Linked DNA regions of Homo sapiens: all the other regions are linked to region 3. The links are chromatin loops, found by intact Hi-C in ENCODE. Cell type or tissue: heart left ventricle. All regions are shown on one strand.

The links. Peaks named below come from ENCODE experiments on the same cell type or tissue, not always from the same donor. Only the 100,000 strongest peaks of a DNase experiment are listed, where the experiment ranks them.
Region 1: it touches region 3 in a loop (2.1-fold over the local background); 3 of 110 quality-filtered maps call a loop at or near these places.
Region 2: it touches region 3 in a loop (2.1-fold over the local background); 7 of 110 quality-filtered maps call a loop at or near these places.

Annotation. Positions count from the first base shown.
Region 1 is chr7:608,271-612,270 of GRCh38, reverse strand. All of the region lies in intron 4 of PRKAR1B (protein kinase cAMP-dependent type I regulatory subunit beta), which reads left to right. It overlaps PRKAR1B-AS1 (PRKAR1B antisense RNA 1), which reads right to left. Exons shown (of 2, transcript NR_110054.1): 2 at 3,769-4,000. Among named protein-coding and RNA genes, the nearest start is that of PRKAR1B-AS1, 7.4 kb to the right of the region's middle. In heart left ventricle, no CTCF peak of the experiment used is centred here; a DNase peak (open chromatin) is centred at 1,910; H3K27ac peaks cover 1,981 bases.
Region 2 is chr7:772,498-776,497 of GRCh38, reverse strand. DNAAF5 (dynein axonemal assembly factor 5) reads right to left here. Exons shown (of 13, transcript NM_017802.4): 10 at 2,300-2,450; 11 at 1,336-1,492. Among named protein-coding and RNA genes, the nearest start is that of PRKAR1B, 47 kb to the right of the region's middle. In heart left ventricle, a CTCF peak has its summit at 1,804 (motif pointing right); a DNase peak (open chromatin) is centred at 1,814.
Region 3 is chr7:664,033-668,032 of GRCh38, reverse strand. The region is part of intron 4 of PRKAR1B (protein kinase cAMP-dependent type I regulatory subunit beta); the gene reads left to right. Among named protein-coding and RNA genes, the nearest start is that of DNAAF5, 61 kb to the left of the region's middle. In heart left ventricle, CTCF peaks have their summits at 1,888 and 3,702; DNase peaks (open chromatin) are centred at 2,057 and 3,790; H3K4me3 peaks cover 673 bases; H3K27ac peaks cover 3,237 bases.

The DNA.
Region 1 (4,000 bases), 56 kb after region 3:
CATCCGTTGATCTACTCACCCACCTGTTCATCCACCCACCTGTCCATCTATCCATCCATCCATCCGTTGATCTACTCACCCACCTGTACATCCACCCACCTGTCCATCCATCCATCATCCATCCTTACATCCATCCATCCATCCATTAATCTACTCAAATCTACTCACACACCTGTTCATCCACCCACCTGTCCGTCCATCCATCCATCCATCCATCCATCCGTTATTCTACTCACCCACCTATTCATCCACCCACCTGTCCGTCCATCCATCTGTCCATCCATCCATCCATCCATCCGTTGATCTACTCACCCACCTGTTCATCCACCCACCTGTCCATCCATCCATCCATCCGTTGATCTACTCACCCACCTGTTCATCCACCCACCTGTCCATCCATCCATCGATTCATCTACTCACCCATTTGTCCATCCATCCATCCGCTCACCCACCTGTTCAATCCACCCGCCTGTCCATCCATCCATCCATCCATCCATCCATTCATTCGTCTACTCACCCACCTGTACATCCATGTGTCCATTCACTCATCCGTTCATCCACCCACCCATCCAACCATCCATATTGTGCTGAGGAGCTTCTGCGTCAGACCCGGGCTGGGCACTAGAGCCTGCAAGGAACATGTGGTCTCCATCTGAGAGCTCAGTCAGCTGTGGGAGGCGGAAGCCATCCGTGGAGTGAGAAGCACAGGAACTGAGGTGTTGCAGGAGGGGGAGGCATCAGGATCGGGAGTGGTGTGGGCGGGGGCTTTCAAAAGGTTTGTGATCTCTGAGCCACAGGCCAGGTAGGACTGGAACCCGGGACAGGCCGTTTCCTGGAAACTGTCCTGACCCAGCACCACTGGCCAGCCCTGACCCAAATAGCAGGGGCTCCTTACTGGACGCCTGCCCAGAGAGAGCTGGGGGTGGCCGTCCCAGACGCTCAGGCCCTCAATCCCCAGCTTAGAGACCAGTCCAGGGCACAGATGGAGAGAGAGACAGAGAGAGGGAGGGGTGGACGAGAGGGAGGCACATGCTCTGCTCGGAGGAGGGCTCTGCCCCTATAGGGAAGCCAGACCGTGGAGGAGCGTTCATGATAGGGGCTTCAGCCTGACTTCACCTCTTCCTGGCTTCTTGACCTTGGGTGAAGTTACTTTGTGTCTTGTTTCCTTATCTGGAAACTGGACGGAACAGCAGTGCTGACCTCATAGGGGCGGGTGAGGATGGAGCAAGAGACAGACCAGGGGCTCTGCCCTCGGCCCCCGCAGGAAGGGCCGGCTGGAATGTCTTCGTGTTTTTCTTTCTCTTACCAGGCCTGAGAGCTGGGGGCCTTCCGTGTCCCCAGAACCCAGCACAGCCTCTGATGCAGAAGTGCGAAGCTGTGTTTGTTGATGGGGTAGGTGGGGCAACCCACATGTGAGACGATTTAAAATCTGAGCCAGCAGCTTCACGTAACCTTCCAGAGTGACTGCTGGATGAGAAGAGAAAACTGTTTTTTACAGACAGAAGAGGCCAGGGCCTTTTAATGCCATTAAGTGCTGAGAGAAAGAGGAAGCCATGGGGGTTTTGTGTGAAAGGGGCAGACAGTGGAAAAAGAGGGTGAAGCCGTGCGGGGGGGACATGGACAGAGCTGACCTCACCTCGGGGCTGTTGCCTGGAGACGTTTGTGTTCAGGCCTTTGTCGGCGATGAGCTGGTGACATTCGGGCATTAACATTTCCTCTGAAGAAAAATGGGGCTCCCAGACCTTTTTGGTACACGAGGCTGGGCTCTCTGGGCTCTGCTGATCACAGAGAGTTGGGGACTGTGTTCCTCCGTCCCTGGGGAGATGAGGGACACCTGTGTGGCCAACGGAGCAACCCAGTGAGGCTCATTTAAGAGGCACTCCAGGAGGGGCTGCTCTGAGCGGGGCCACGCCCAGGCACCTGGGTGTGTGGAAAGTCGGCTTTCATTGATACCAAGGACTGAACAGCCCCCTCTGGAGACTGAAACCTCCCAGGAAGGGTTTCAGCCCACCCCTGCCTTTGCTTAGGCTGTGGTAGAAGCACGTGAGTGGAACGTGAGCCTCGAGTCACTGGGGTGCAGCCACATTGACCTGCCCCCTGTTCATGGGGAGTTCTGTCATGTCCATCGTGGCCCAGCGTGTGATGGCAGGAACCAGAAGCACTGGAAACGTCCATCTGGGCAGGAACAGGTGAAGGAGCGAGGGTTTTCATATAGAGAATGCCAGGCAGGGCGGGTGCAGCGGCTCATGCCTGTAATCCCAGCACTTTGGGAGGCCAAGGTAGGAGGATTGCTTGAGGTCAGGAGTTGGAGACCAGCCTGGGCAACATAGCGAGACCCATCAATTAAAAAATAAAAAATAAAAATAAGCAGGCGTGGTGGCACGTGCCTGTAGTCCCAGCTACTTGGGAGGCTCAGGTGAGAGGACACCTTAAACCCAGGAGTTGGAGGCTGCGGTGAGCTGTGATCGCACCCCTATACTCCAGCCTGGGCAACAAAATGAGACCCCATCTCTTAAAAGAAAAAAAAGAATACTAGGCAGCTGTAAAAGGAGCAAAGAAGCTTCCAGATTTATGTTTTCACCCAGGTGCATTTCAGAAAATATGGGTCAGGAGGGAGAATAGAATTGTGAAAGGGTATCTTTCTGTCAGTGATATGCAAATGATGCAGACACCACTGGAAATGCACGCTTTTCACGGGTGCACACGTGTGGTCACGGATGCCCATGTGTGAAGTGGAGACGCATAGCAAGGGTGGTGGAGGCAGCACTTGCCCTCCACACCTGGGCCCGGAGGAGGCTGGAGCCGCAGCTGTGATGCTGGACAGTTTTCCAGGAGAGAGTGGTGGAGGCAGCAGGGTCCTGAGCTGGGTGGTGGGGGGTACACAGTGTCCATTTGATTACTTAAGGCATTTAATGGAATATTTTACCATTATAAGTTGAAATATTTTTTTAAAAAAGAGGGAGGAATTGTAAAATGATTTCTTAAAGGTCTGTTCATTCTGAGAACCCATACTTTGTGGTTTTGAAGAAATGCAGTTTAGAGAACGGTGCCAGGGCGGCTCCTGCAGATGCGTGCACCAGGGAGGCCGTGGCCAGGAAATGTCCCCACCGGGGCCAGGTGCCCGGGACTGGGGCTGGGGCAGCATGGCCAAGCCCCACCACCCATGGGCGGAGAGTGGAGGGCCCCCAGCTCTCCCTACAGCCCTGCCACCCACTGACCCCTCCCCAGGTGGGAGGACAGTGGAGGCCCCCCGGCCCTCCCTACAGCCCTGCCACACACTGACCCCTCCCCAGGTGGGAGGACAGTGGAGGCCCCCCGGCCCTCCCTACAGCCCTGCCACACACTGACCCCTCCCCAGGTGGGAGGACAGTGGAGGCCCCCCGGCCTTCCCTACAGCCCTGCCACACACTGACCCCTCCCCAGGTGGGAGGACAGTGGAGGCCCCCCGGCCCTCCCTACAGCCCTGCCACACACTGACCCCTCCCCAGGTGGGAGGACAGTGGAGGCCCCCCAGCCTTCCCTACAGCCCTGCCACACACTGACCCCTCCCCAGGTGGGAGGACGGTGGAGGCCCCCCAGCCCTCCCTACAACCCTGCCACACACTGATCCCTCCCCAGGTGGGAGGACAGTGGAGGCCCCCCAGCCCTCCCTACAGCCCTGCCACACACTGACCTCTCCTGCAGTTCTGCCTTCCTCCCGGAGGAAACAGGAAACTGAGTTGCCAGGGAAGTTGGGAACAAGGACTCAAAAAAGAAGCACTTCTTAAATAGAGAGAAAACAACCACTATTTTAAGAATGACTTATTTATGGACCCTGGAATCAGGAGGGTCAGGGCTGTCTGGATCTTTGATTTCATATTTGTTTCCTGGGTGGCTCAGCCCCCATCCCTGGGAGTCAGGGTGCACCTGTGGGCCCGCAAAGGTTTCCAAGAATCTCCTTTTTAAGTAATCAGGGCAGGCAGGAGGCCACCCTCGGAGTGTCCCCGTGGGTGCACTCCCT
Region 2 (4,000 bases), 110 kb before region 3:
CTGAGCCTTGTCACCCCCACCCAGTGCTGGTTTGGAGACCTCTGCCTTGCTTCTTGCTGTGCCGTTTAATTTGTGGTATTTCATCTGTCATTGCTGTTTGTTCTCATAGTACCAACTTGAACAGAAGTCAAAGATGAGCATTTTCTATTTTCTTTTTTTTTTGAGATGGAGTCTGGCTCTGTCACCCAGGCTGGAGTGCAATGGTGCGATCTTGGCTCACTGCAACCTCCACCTCCTGAGTTGAAGCGATTCTCTTGCCTCAGCCTCCTGAGTAGCTGGAACTACAGGCGCGCACCACCATGTCCAGCTAATTTTTTTATTTTTAGTAGAGACAGGGTCACCATTTTGGCCAGGATGGTTTCTATCTCTTGACTTTGTGATCCACCTGCCTCAGCCTCCCAAAGTGCTGGGATTACAGGCGTGAGCCACCGTGCCCGGCCACGTTTTCTGCTTTTTTTCTATAAAACAAGCCACCATCAAACTTAAATACAGTCGTCCCTTGGTATCTGTGGGGTTTGGTTCCAGGAATCCTCCTCCTCTAGGATACCAAAATCCTCAAATGCTCAAGTCTCTGATAAAAAAAGGCATAGTATTTGCACATGACCCACACACATCTTCCGGCACACCTTAAACTGTCTCTAGATTACGTTTAACGCTAAATGTAACATCCACACGACGCTTCCTTCACGTGGGTTCAACGTTGTTTTAAGGCAGAACGCAACGTCCACACGACGCTTCCTTCACGAGGGTCCAATGTTGTTTTAAGGCCGAATGCAATGTGTACATGATGCTTTCTTCATGCGGGTTCAACGTTGTACTTGGTGCCCAACAAATTCAAGCTTTGCTTTTTGGAACTGTGGAATTCTGCCCCCCAATACATACATATTTATATATGCAAATGTAAGTACAAATTTGTATTTGTATGTATAAATGCACAAACATGTATATATGTAGCCATACACACACACACACACACACACACACACCCCTACTTTTAAAGACAAGGTTTTGGTCTGTTGCCCAGGCTGGGCTCAAGCGATCCTCCTGCCTCAGCTTCCTGAGTAGCTGGGACTACAGGTGTGTGCCACCAGCCCTGGCTAATTTTTAAATTTTTTGTTGAGATCGGGGTATGGCTATGTTGCCCAGGCTGGTCTCAAATTCCTGGGCTCAAGCAACCCTCCTGCCTAAAGTGCTGGAATTAAAGGTGTGAACCACCACACCCAGCCCGAGATAGTTTTGATCTGAGTTTGGGTGACTCCATGGATGCAAACGGAACCCAGGGACACGGAGGGCTGACTGCATATACACAGGCTGTGAACAACAGAAATGTCCTACCAGGATAAATCCTGATGAGTTTCTCTGGATCCGTCATGCCGCCCGAGGTTTTTAAGAACGTGTTGATAATACGGCATGAGATCAGTCGCGTCATCTTCGAATCCTCCTCCAGGGTGGTCAGGACCTGGGGCATCAGTGTTTCCTGCACGTCCCGTATCTGCAATCAGCAAACACATACGACGTGACTCACATCTGTCCTGGGGTGGGGTGGGGGTGCTCACCATCCGTGCACTCCTGCCTGGAAGGACTTAGGGGGCTTGAAAGCTTTACCTAAAAAGTAGGCTTGAATCTTCATTGTAAAATTTAGATTTTGAGCAATTTTTAACTTGCTTACTTGATTTTTAGAAAATACGCACACTGTTCACAACTCCTAGGTGAGGCACTAACCCTAAACCAGGGTAATGGCTCGCCTGGGCCCCAAGGACGTGGGGCTTTCGGCTGGAGCACCGACCGCACCACCCCGCGTGCACCAGGAGGTGGCGCTGATGCTGCACGGGCGCCCAGGGCAGCGCCTTCCCGCCGGGCGGCGACCAGGACGCGGGCGGGCATCAGTGTCTGTTTTCTGACACCTGGTACCAGCCGGAGGTGTTCATAGAAACGATGCGGAAAGCCCAGGCCCGTCCTCTGGCCTGGATCCTGGGATTCGACTCCTGGTCTTGCAGCCAGCATTGGGCCGGAAACCGAGAAACCGCACGCTCATGAGCGGCTGCAAAACCCGCAGCACGACCGGGCTGGCTGGGCCCGCGGCCTGGCTCCCGCTCTCCCGCCTGCTGTCTGAACCGCAGCCCGGCCGCCGGCTCCTGCCCTTCCGCCGCCAGTGTGGGGAGAGCCTCTTGGGGTACGGGCCCCAGGTGGAGGTGCAGCTGCTGCCTGCCCAAGTTCCTGCTGCGGGAGCTCTGCCGGGCGCCAGGAAGCCTGCGCAGTCCCCGGCCGGTGTCCACCGAGCACGCAGGGAGCCCCGTACCTGCTCTGCCGACAGGACCTCGCTGCTGGTGAGCGCCCAGAGGCAGGACACGGCAGCCGTGCGGATGGCCGCGGCTGTCCTCCCCGCATGCCACTGCAGATTGGGGGCCAGGATGTCCTTTGTCACCGTCTCGAGGTAGCTGGGAAACTGCCTGGAACCGGAACGGAGAGGGTGGATGAGGAGACCGGACAGGTGCTCGGAAGAAACGTTTCAGACTAGGGATGAATGGGGCTGAGGGGGGAGCCAAACAGGAAAACGAACTCGACCCCAAAACACGAGGCCCCTCCTCCTCTCAGGAGCTGCTTCTCAGTGCGAATTGGGAGGTTCCTCCAGGCCCAACCCTACCGGGGAGACAGGGGTGCCTGTGCCCCTGGCCTCTCCTGCGGCCCGCGTAGGTCCTGTTCTCCAGAGGCGAGCCAGAGGCCCTGGGCCGAGGGTGCACTTTCAGCCCCTCGCCGCTCCTAGCTTCAAAAGGAGGCCTGAGTGACGCCTGGGCTAGGGCAGGTGCGGTGGTGTCGGCAGCACCCAGTGAGCCCCTTTCCCATCTGCATCCCTCCCCCAGAAAAAGGCCAAGTCTCTCCAGCCACAGAACCCTCTGTCCAGCAAGGACAGTCGCTGCGGCTTCACAGAGGCGGGATGGGAGGGCCACAGGCGCGGTCCGGGGACCCAAGGGCCACAGCTCAGAGAGACGGGCAGTTCCCACCCTGTCGGCGACTTCGTCCTGATGGTGACCAGTCAGGTCAAAGTGCCACCAAGACAAACTCAAAGCAAAATGACACACTCATTAGTGACATCCCAACACCACGGTATGTTTCAAAGGTGGCTCTGGTCTCCAAGACCAGCTCCACAGCCCGCAGCCCTCCAGCGTCCGTGAAGCCTGCACAGCGTCCCTTCCTCTTCTGGAGGCGCCACCGGCTTGCTCCTGGCAGGGGCCATGTTGGGACCAGCCAGGTAGATGAGCAGATGTGGAAAGTGACGTTGGTGTGGTGTGATTTACACGCATTCCGCGAGGTTTCTGGCGTGGGTTCGTTTTTAAGCAGAGCTGCCATTTTCGGCACCGTGACTTGCAAGAGGGCTCTCTGGAATGAACGAACCCAGCGCCTGCTCCATGGTCACCACATGAAATGGCCTGGAAGTCCTGGCCTTCAGGGTGTGGGGTCCAAGTGTGGGCCAGGCGTGCCACACGGGCGCCACCTAGGAGTGCTTAGGTTTTTTTAAATTTTTTTTTTTTTTTTTTTAATTTTGGGGTGAAGGATACTCAGCCTGTGTCTGACAGAAGCTCCATCAGAACTTCTGGGCATTGATCAGAACCACCATCGAACCACTGAATGAGGCACGTTCCTTTTTTTTGAGACAAAGTCTCGCTCTTGCTGCCCAGGCTGGAGTGAAATGGCGCAATCTCCGCTCACTGCAACCTCTGCCTCCCAGGTTCAAGTGATTCTCCTGCCTCAGCCTCCTGAGTAGCTGGGATCACAGGCACTTGCCACCATGCACTGGGGCCGGGTACAGCCAGGCCTGCAGGACCCCAAGACACTATAGTCCACGGGCAGCAGGGCTGGGCACAGCCAGACCCACAGGACCCGAAGACGCTGCAGAGCCGGGGAACGAGGGGCCCAGCGGCTGGTGCTCCGGGTTCCCTGCCCGAGCACATTCCTATTCACAGAGGGACTCGAGGTCCACTGTGGGGCTTGACTTCCAGAA
Region 3 (4,000 bases):
TGTCGATCCGTAACAGTGTGGGAGATACATAAGGTTGTGCGAGAGATACGTAAGCTTGGAGAAGGGTAGAAATTATGTTTAAGACCTTTGATTTAAAGGAAGATAGTGCAACGTGGTTGTGAGGGAGGCTGCAACTCCCCCAGACCGCCTGCCTGTCCTTCTAGGATGGTGGTATTGCTAGTTGGCCTTGATCGAAGGGTTTCCCTGGGCCTTTGCACAGGATCTGTGAGAGGCATAGTGTCAACCTCACAGCCTCAGTTTCCTTCCCTGTCCTTGTCCAAGGCCCCACAACTCCTCAGGAGCAGAGCTAGGGTTTGAGCTCGAGTTCTTGGGCACCTAAGCCTGTGCTCCCTCCCCTGTAAGGACACATCACCTGCACCTGCCGCTACCCTGCCTGCATGGTGAAGGAAGATTGAGAATGGGTGATTTAGGCATTGCCAGTGAGCGGGGTCCATACTGTCCTGTAGTGAACTGCAGCTGCAGGGAGACAGCTCAGGGGTGAGACAGGACCAGGAGTTCCCATCACACAGGTGTTGGGCTGGAGTGGTCTTATTCCCAGGCACGCCTATGCACACAGTCATGCACACACAATCTCACTCAGATACCACAGAATTTAAGGTGTGTTTAAAACATCTTTTGGAAGGAGAGAGTTGTGGATGTCATTTATAAGTAATAACATTCTCTGAGCCTCAGTTTCCTCAGGTGTCAAATGAAGATAATAAAACCTACTTTGAGGTTGTTGTGAGAATATAAAGCAAGAATATCTATGTGTGTACTGTTATCACCACCATCATTATCATCACCATCATAGTCATCACCATTACCATCATCACCATCCCCACCATCACCATCATCACTGTCATCATCACCATCATTATCATCACCATCACCACCACCATCCTCATCACCACCATTGCCATCATCATCGTTATCACCACCATCATCATCACCATCCCCACCATCACCATCATCACTGTCATCATCACCATCATTATCATCATCACCATCACCACCACCATCCTCATCACCACCATTGCCATCATCATCTTTATCATCACCATCATCATCATCACCGCCATCATCATCACTGTTGTGGTCATTGTCATCACCATCTTTCTGTGGCCCTTTGGCTGTGTGGCAGTGGAGTCCATGAAGGTACTTCTTCTGGATGGTGCCTTGCCCCTTGGAGGCTGGCCCGGCTATCCAGACAGACCCCGCAGTCAGGCCCCACTCAGTACTTGGTCTGAGAAAGAGGCTGGGGTAGCCTTGAGTCATTCTCTGCTCCACCCTGGGCCTGAGTTGGTGAATAGGCCGCTCCGGGCCTCCCAGCACCCACAGTCAGCAGGAAGATCCCTAGGAGGCCACCTTGTCCCCACCTCACTGTACTGAACAGAGCTCTGAGACCCAGTGAGAGGGGGCCTTGGCCTGTTGCACTGACCCACACAGCAATTGTCCAGCTGGGGCTGGAGTGGGGTGTCCTTATCCCCTGGGACGGCACCTGCACAGCCCCTCTGCAGAGTTGAGTAGCTCCCAGGGCAGGCCCCAGGGTGGTGGTAGGTGCAGCCTTCTCACCTTGTGTCAGCTATTGGAGCGAAGCAGATTCCGCATCCTACCTGGGGTGCCCGGGGCAGTTACGCCTCGGCCAGGGACCTCAGCAGCCTCAGGAAGCAGCCCCGCGTGCTCCGGAGCTCTCTGATGTGCCAGGACCATGAAGGCTGTCCCTGGAGCGTGTGTCCCAGGGAAGCAGCCCCGCATGTTCCGGAGCTCTCTGATGTGCCAGGACCATGAAGGCTGTCCCTGGAGCGTGTGTCCCAGGCCTTGGGGAGTGAGGTGGAGGCCCTTGGGTTCTATCCCGGTCCCTTCCCGGCTTTCCCTGATTAGGGCGCCTGTAGGGGGAGCATCGCTGAGCTCCTGGGAGCCGAGAAACGTGATAATTGGGTGGCACCGTGCGTGTTTGTGTTGTGCGTTGGGCCTCCGGCGGGGACCTCATTACTGGAGCTGCCAGACGGGCACAGGCGAGGGCACCTCACCCTTGAGGCGGCCTTCCTGGCAGTGGCTCCAGCTCTCTGCTGCTTTAATTAAAACAGGCCTCTGGCTTGAGCAGCACCGCTGGCCTGCGCAGCTGTCTGTTATCTGTCGCTGTTTCTCTTCCTCCCACCCGCGTATCTCTGCAGTCTGTTTTTCCACAAACTGGCTCGGATCCTCAGGTGATGGGAAAAACAAGCCCTTCTGCCGAATTCACGGGCAGCTGAAGGGAGCTGTCTCCTGGCTTCTCTGAGCCTTCACGGCCCCCTCTCCCCATTCTGGCTTGGGCTTTGGGACTTTCTGCTTCCCTTTCGGGCAACATTAAAAAAACAAAATTAGCATTTTGGAAAATGCAGGGCCTCATCCGAGGAGATGCTTAATGGCTTGAACATGCAAAGAATTTGATTTCCATTTGCAGAAAGCCCAGCTGGATCTCAGCAGAGGAGACCTTGAGGTTAGCAAATCAGGGGCCACGTGAGCCCGGGAGGCTTTAGAAGCTGAATTCAACGGAGGCTGAAGCCTGGGGTTTGAAGCTTGCATCAGATGATGTATGCAATGGCCAGTCCCTGGGCCATGGGCCTCGGGCATGTTGTCTTTCTAGAGCTCCCCCGTGGCCCCCGAGGCTGCCGTTTGGCAGGGGAGGCAGAGAGAGGTTAAGCAGGCTGCGTCGGGCCACCCAGCTTGGAGTAGAAGCTGGGACTTTGACCTGGCTGGGATGTGGCTGCTTGGGGCTGACTTGCCCACCGTGAATGCACACACAGCTCATTAACCTGCCGGGAAAAGACAACAACCTTTTTAAGAGAACAGTCATTTTCCACACGCCTAGCGTTTTCCAGCTAATAACAAGTCTCGTGGCCTGCGCCTGGAGCTGCGGGGCAGTTGCAGCTCTCCGTGGAGCCTGTTTCAAAGGGTCTCCAGGGCTGGCGCTATCTAATACCACAGTGACAACAAGCCCTCTTGCTTTGTCTGATTTGTGAGTGGAGAGAAGAACCTCAGGTCTTTCTTACCACTTCCCCCAGGTGATCGTGGCCTGCGTGGATCTTGCCTGTGGTCCTGGCTGTTTGGTGCCCTGAGATTTTTGTTTTTGTTTTTTTGAGACACAGTCTTGCTCCGTTGCTCAGGCTGGAGTGTAGTGGCACGATCTTGGCTCACTGCAGCCTCGACTTCCTGGGCTCAAGTGATCCTCCTGCCTCAGCCTCCCGACTAGCTGGGGCCACAGGCGTGCACCACCACACCCAGCTATTTTTTTTTTTTAGTTTTTGTAGAGACAGAGTCTCGCTGTGTTGCCCAGGCTGGACTTGAGCCTCCTGGGCTCAAGCGATCCTCTGGCCTCAGCCTCCCATAGTGTTGGGATTGCAGGCATGAGCCACCACACCCAGCAGCTGCTGTAACATTTTGAAACTTGTGGAATTTGGTGGTGTGTGGTCTCCGGTACCACATCTTCTGACCCCTAGCCAGTTCACGTTTTGTTGTCACTGACAAGCCCCTGCAGACCTGGGGGCTGAGATGCTGCACGTGGCCTCTGCCTCCAGCACCCAGTATGTGGATGGGGACCCGAGGCCCAGAGAAGGTGCAGGAAGGCCCACTGCCCCGGGCAGGGAATGGGGCTGTCCTTCAGATGGAGGGTGCCAGGGCAGAGGCTGTGTTCATGCAGGCCTGAGGCTAAGCCCTGGTGCAGCACTGGCCACTGTGCTGTGTCGGGGACCACATAGCGACCAGAAGGAGGGATGCACCAGCTTTCACATTCCGACGGACGCCATGGGTCCTGGCATGGCTCCATTCTTGAGCCCTGGTCACTAAAAATAGCCCCGTCGCCTGCCAGCGGGTGTGAGGAATTCACCAGCTGGCTGGGGATGGGGGTCTGTGGAGAGAGGCCAGGCGAAGGGAAGGTTGCGTGGGGAGGGCCCTCCATGGAGGGGAATGTAACCGTCGAGCTGGTCCTGGCCCTATGGGGCTCCTTGTAATACAAAGCATC